Linked DNA regions of Homo sapiens: region 1 is linked to region 2. The links are chromatin loops, found by intact Hi-C in ENCODE. Cell type or tissue: A673. All regions are shown on one strand.

What was found. A loop is a pair of places that touch in the nucleus more often than their neighbours do. Peaks named below come from ENCODE experiments on the same cell type or tissue, not always from the same donor. Only the 100,000 strongest peaks of a DNase experiment are listed, where the experiment ranks them.
Region 1: a loop joins it to region 2, with 7 times the contacts of the local background. A loop is called at or near these places in 12 of 110 quality-filtered maps.

Annotation. Positions count from the first base shown.
Region 1 is chr1:30,084,814-30,087,313 of GRCh38, reverse strand. No RefSeq gene overlaps it. Among named protein-coding and RNA genes, the nearest start is that of LINC01648, 48 kb to the right of the region's middle. In A673, a CTCF peak has its summit at 1,192 (motif pointing right); a DNase peak (open chromatin) is centred at 1,233; H3K27ac peaks cover 1,333 bases.
Region 2 is chr1:30,707,191-30,709,690 of GRCh38, reverse strand. It overlaps LOC124903888 (a long non-coding RNA gene), which reads left to right. Exons shown (of 2, transcript XR_007065565.1): 2 at 1,000-1,245. Among named protein-coding and RNA genes, the nearest start is that of MATN1-AS1, 10 kb to the left of the region's middle. RefSeq lists an enhancer at 1,329-1,829. In A673, a CTCF peak has its summit at 1,383 (motif pointing right); a DNase peak (open chromatin) is centred at 1,450.

The sequences.
Region 1 (2,500 bases), 620 kb after region 2:
AAGTAAAGAAAGCTGGCTCTGGAGAGAGGATGCTCTGCCATTCAGTACCTGAGCCATCTTAGACAAGTTATTTAACGTCTCTGTGCCTGTTTCTCCAATCGTGCCTACCTCATGGGGCTGTCATAAAAATTAATTCAGTCAATAGACATAAAGTGCTTGAGAGAGCACCTGGCAGACAGAAAGCCCTTAATAAGTATTAGTGGCTATAATATTAATAGTAATAATAATAATTTGTATGATTGTTGCTATTAGCTTATATTGTATCAGTACTGAATATAGATACAGGGCTAGCAAAAAGCACCCAGAGTCCTTTCCAGTCTGACACCTGATGGTCCCCCAGCCTAACCCCCCCTTTCCCCTCCATTTTCAGCCACACAGGACTCCCCATCTCTGAAAGCCTCTGCTCTTTCCAGCCTCCACGCCTCTGGGCAACTGCCGCCTGCCTGGAATGCCCTTCTCATCGTCTTTCCCCTGCAAACTCTTACTCCACCTAGATGAACCGGCCCAGATGCCACCCACTCTGAAGCCAGTTCAGAGCCCCCTCCCTCACGCTTCTGATAGCCCCCCCGGGGTGCCAGCACCTTCTCTGGGCCCCGCAGGAATTGTCACAGGCCAGTGTCGTAGCTTCAATCACCCAGCGCTAGAACTGTACCCCACTGTCTTTTCATCTCTGGGTGTCTGGTCCCAGGACCCGTTAAGTTCAGGGTGATGTCCCTGAGTGATCATCGATCAAATATTAAGTTGGTGCAAAAGTTATTGCGGTTTTTGCCATAGATGAACAAGCGCGCGGCGCCAGGCTCTCTTAGGCCACCCTAAGCGATTCTCCCCTCACTGCCCTGGCTGAGCCCCCCCTCCCCATGTGTAAGAGGGTGTAGAACCCCCGTGGGACCCCGCCCTCCCAGGACAGCAGAGATCGCTGCATCCTCAGGCCAGCGGCCCCCGGAGCAGGCCGTGAAAGGGAAGGGATTCTGTTATTAAAGTCATCAGTTCTGGCGCCTGGGCCTTGGGGAGCCGAGCTTGGCTGGTAATTAGAGTCGTTAGGGGAGACGGAGCCGGCTGGGGCTTATGCTGGCGTGGACGCAGAGCAGGCAGAGCCCAGGCTGCGAGGCGGGGCGGCCCCCGGGACCTCCGCCACCTCCTCCTGGTGGGGCGCCCCGCACCGGCACCGCTCCCGGCCGCGGCCTGAAGGTGGCGCTGCAGGACCTCACAAGCGCGGCTGGGCGGGGCCGGGAGGAGGTGGGGAGGGGTCTGCAGAGAGAGGGAGGGGAATGGGGAGGGAAGGAGGGAGGGAGAGAAATGGGGGAAGGGGGAGTATAAGCGAAGGAGAGGACAAAAGAGGAGAAGTGAGGGGAGAGGAGGGGGAGAAAGACAGAGAGAGGGGAGAGTGGGTGGCATCTGAGCTGGTTCATCTAGGTGGAGTAAGAGTTAAAGAGGAGAGAGAGAGAGAGAGAGAGGAGGCCAGAGGGAGGGAGGAAGATAGAAGCCTCCTCCCCTCCTCGCTATTCAGGAGGTCTGAGGAGCCCAGATCCTCTTGGAACACCCGCTCCTCCATGCTTACAGAGAGGTCACTTCCTCCCATAGCCCTCCCTATGCCCTCTGTGGTCTGACCCAGGTGGACCCCAGCCCCATCTTTCCACACCTCCCCACCCTCCCCACCCTGCCCTGGCCAAGCAGAACTGCTTGCCGTTTCCAAGGGCACCAGGCTCCCCCTCTCTGCCAGTGCCCTGCCTGTGCTGGGCTGCTGCAGTAACCTTCTCCCCCTGAGCCTCTTCCCCTGGCTCCCCGACTTCTCCTTCAGGTCTCAGCATAGACACCACCTCCTCTCAGAAGTCCTCCCCTTCTCCATGTCCAGGGCCTGGCCTGCCCCTAGCTCCCCAGCCCCTCCCACATCTTCCCCCATCTCAGCACTGGCCAGGCTGGGCTGTGATTGATTCTGTGTCTGTTCCGCCAGCCAGACCGGAGGCTCCCTGAGGACAGGGACACGGCCTTGTCCCTCTCTGCGTCCCCAGGGTGGCCAGCCCAGTGGATGAACAGCCACAAGTGGGCTATAGATGCTGCCTAAGGGATGAATGGATGATCTCGGGAGGGGCTGGGTGTGGGAGATGAGGAAAGAAGGGACATGGAGCAGGAGGGAGAAAACAGCGGAGAGGAGGTTAATTAGGAGAGAGGCCCTAGGACACCCCAGCCACCAGGGTGCAGGGCCTGGGCCCCAGCACCGCGGGATTCCCGCCCTCCCATGGACCTCAGTGATCTTCCTTCTGAGGTCAGTGCCCACCTGGCTCTGGACCCCTCTGACGATCAGGAAGTTCTTCTTCCTCGTGGGAATCAGGGCTGCTTGAGTCACAAGTGACAGAATCTGCTCAGCTGCAGAGAAGAGGGGGTTTGGCATAAGGACCCTGGTCTCTCAGATGCAGCCAGAACTCAGGAGGGACCCGGACCGGAGACAGGAGCACCAGCCAGAATGCAGACTGACTCTCTTCCACCCACCTCATAAGACTTC
Region 2 (2,500 bases):
CTGCTCAAACAGGATTTGAACCGAGGATTGTTGGGCTTCAGAGGCTGAACCCCGTCTTCTGCAGTGAGCTCCCCTGCTCTGTAATTACGATGGGGGAAGGGCTAGAGGGCAAGGGACAGGGCAAGACACAAACAGGGTAAGATGCTGCAAAGAGTTGGAGATGTCAAGGCCAAATGCAGCTACCAGTAATAAGGGCCAGTGTTTATTGAGCACCTACTATGTGCCCGGCACCACTCTGGGCACTTTTCATAGACTAGACCTTGATTTGATGACTTCTCACTGTGATCCTATGAAGGATTTACTATTTATCATTCCATTTTACAGATGAGGAAACTGAAGCATGGAGGGTTTCAGTAGCATGTCAGTGTGCCCCATCTAGTGAGCGATGGAGCTGGGACTAAATGGATCTCACAGACTCCTGAGTCAGGTGCTGTCAGCCACAGTGCTAACTGAGCTGACCTAGTACAGCCATGCATTGACAAGTGAATATGATGTTAAAAAGGAATAATGGCGTAATTGCATGTGAGAGGGGGGACCAAAAGTAAATCATTCATTGATTTACTCACCCAACAGTGATTTACTGAGCACCTGCTCTGTGTCAGGCACTGGCTCAGGCCCCAGGGCCCCAGCAATGAGCAGACTGTCTGTTTCTGCAATCATGGCCCTACTTTCTCACAGGAGCCTGACTATGAAGGAAGGGGCAAAGGAAGTGTGGGAGCATCGCAGACACAGAAGTGCTGAGGAACATACCGGGAAGCTGTATTTGGCAGGGGGTGGGGGTGGGGGGTGCCCTGGCCTTTGCCCTGGAGGAGCGCAGTGTGAACATGGTCCAGGCCTGTGGTTTCAGACTTGATTCTGAACTTGTGCACGGTGCCAGGTGGGGCCTGGAGTCAGACAGGTGGACATTCCTACACAATCATGATGGCAAAGACCTGCATGCTACTTAACAGTTCACAAGCACGAGGTGAAGCCAGTATGGTTATCAGCCCCATTTTACAGATGACACACAGGCTTGGAGACGGGAAGAGACTCATCTGAGTCATGGCGTAGTGGAGCTGCAATTTGAAGCTGAGCCTGTTGGACTCTGAAGTTCCTGCTGTCCCTGTTCACCCTTTACTGTGCCTCGGCTGATGCTTTCTGAGCCTGTTTGCCCATCTGTGAAATGGACTGCTGACGCGGGGCAAAATCATCTCAGGGACTGCCTTGGACCTTGGAATTATGGATTGAAATTTTTTTAAAAATTTATTTATTCTGTCTTTATTTTGTCTTGTCTATAGTGAAGGTGTACAGCGGGATGTTTTGATACACGTAGTGAAATGATGACCACGGTGGAATTATGTGGTTTGAATGGGGCCGGAATGGCTGGCTTTGAGGCTGCTAGGGAGGAAGCTGGCCACAGGATGGCACCATTGGCCCAGGAATGGGGTGAGCAGGCCTTGCTGGGGGATGGGGCTCGGGCTTCATGGCTGTGAGCTGGGCTGGTCCCTGTCACTGTGGCACCTGTCGCACTTAATCTAATCTCTTTAATCCCCTCCTTCCCAACCTCCTTCCCAAAGGCTCCTGAGTGGGTGGTGACTTCTCTCATGGGAACGGTTGTATCCTCCCCAACTGCAGCTGGCCTTGCTATCCCATGCCTCACTCTGAGATGCCCTGGAGGGGCATGTCCAGAGGATTTGCTGGAGCAGGGGGTGGCAGCTCAGATCTGAGCGTTGGGGTGCAGTGGGGGCCAGGAAGGAGCACCCCAAGGAGGTATCTTCCTGTGCCCTACCCTCCCTCGTTCCTATGGACAAATTGTCCTTTGTCCCCAAATCAGAATATAAGTGCCTTCAAGCCAAAAATAGCTGCAGCCTGGTGGGGGAGGGGGATACTAGAGACACCAAACAGAGGTGTCGAAGGGAGCCCAACACAGGCACCTTGGAGGGACCACGGACTCTGCCATCCAAAGCCCTGGCGTGAATAGGCTCTGTCCCTGGTGTGCCCTATGGCCGTGGTCATGTGACTACAGCTCTGGGGCTCAGTTTGCTCCCCTGGGAGATGGGGAGAATGATTCCCCTTTCACTGGGGGAGACTGTGAACTGAGGGGATGTGTGCAAAGCACAGAGCATGGGCCGGGCGCCCTAGCTGTTGAGACGAAGGTGCACCCTTGTGGCGACAGCAGCGAAGGGTCTGGGCCCAGGCTGGAGGCTCAGATCACAAGTTCACACCAGGGCTTCAAGGAGGAGGCAGCCTCTCCTCCAAATTCCGAGCTGTCTTTCCTCCCTCATGGAAAACCTACACCAGGTCAAAGCGTCTCCCTTCCCTTTGCCCCTCCAGGGTGTGCGGTATCTCACGTGGCTTCTCTCTGTCCTTCCCCTTCCACGTGAGGTGCAAGCACCTGCCCTGTCCCATAAGGGTGATGGAGAGTCTGCTGTAAGGCGGAGTCAGGGGGATGGTCCAGGGAGTGTCTAGAGAGTGATGTGAAGGTGGGTGGTGGGGGGCATGTGCCAGCGCCCAGACCAGG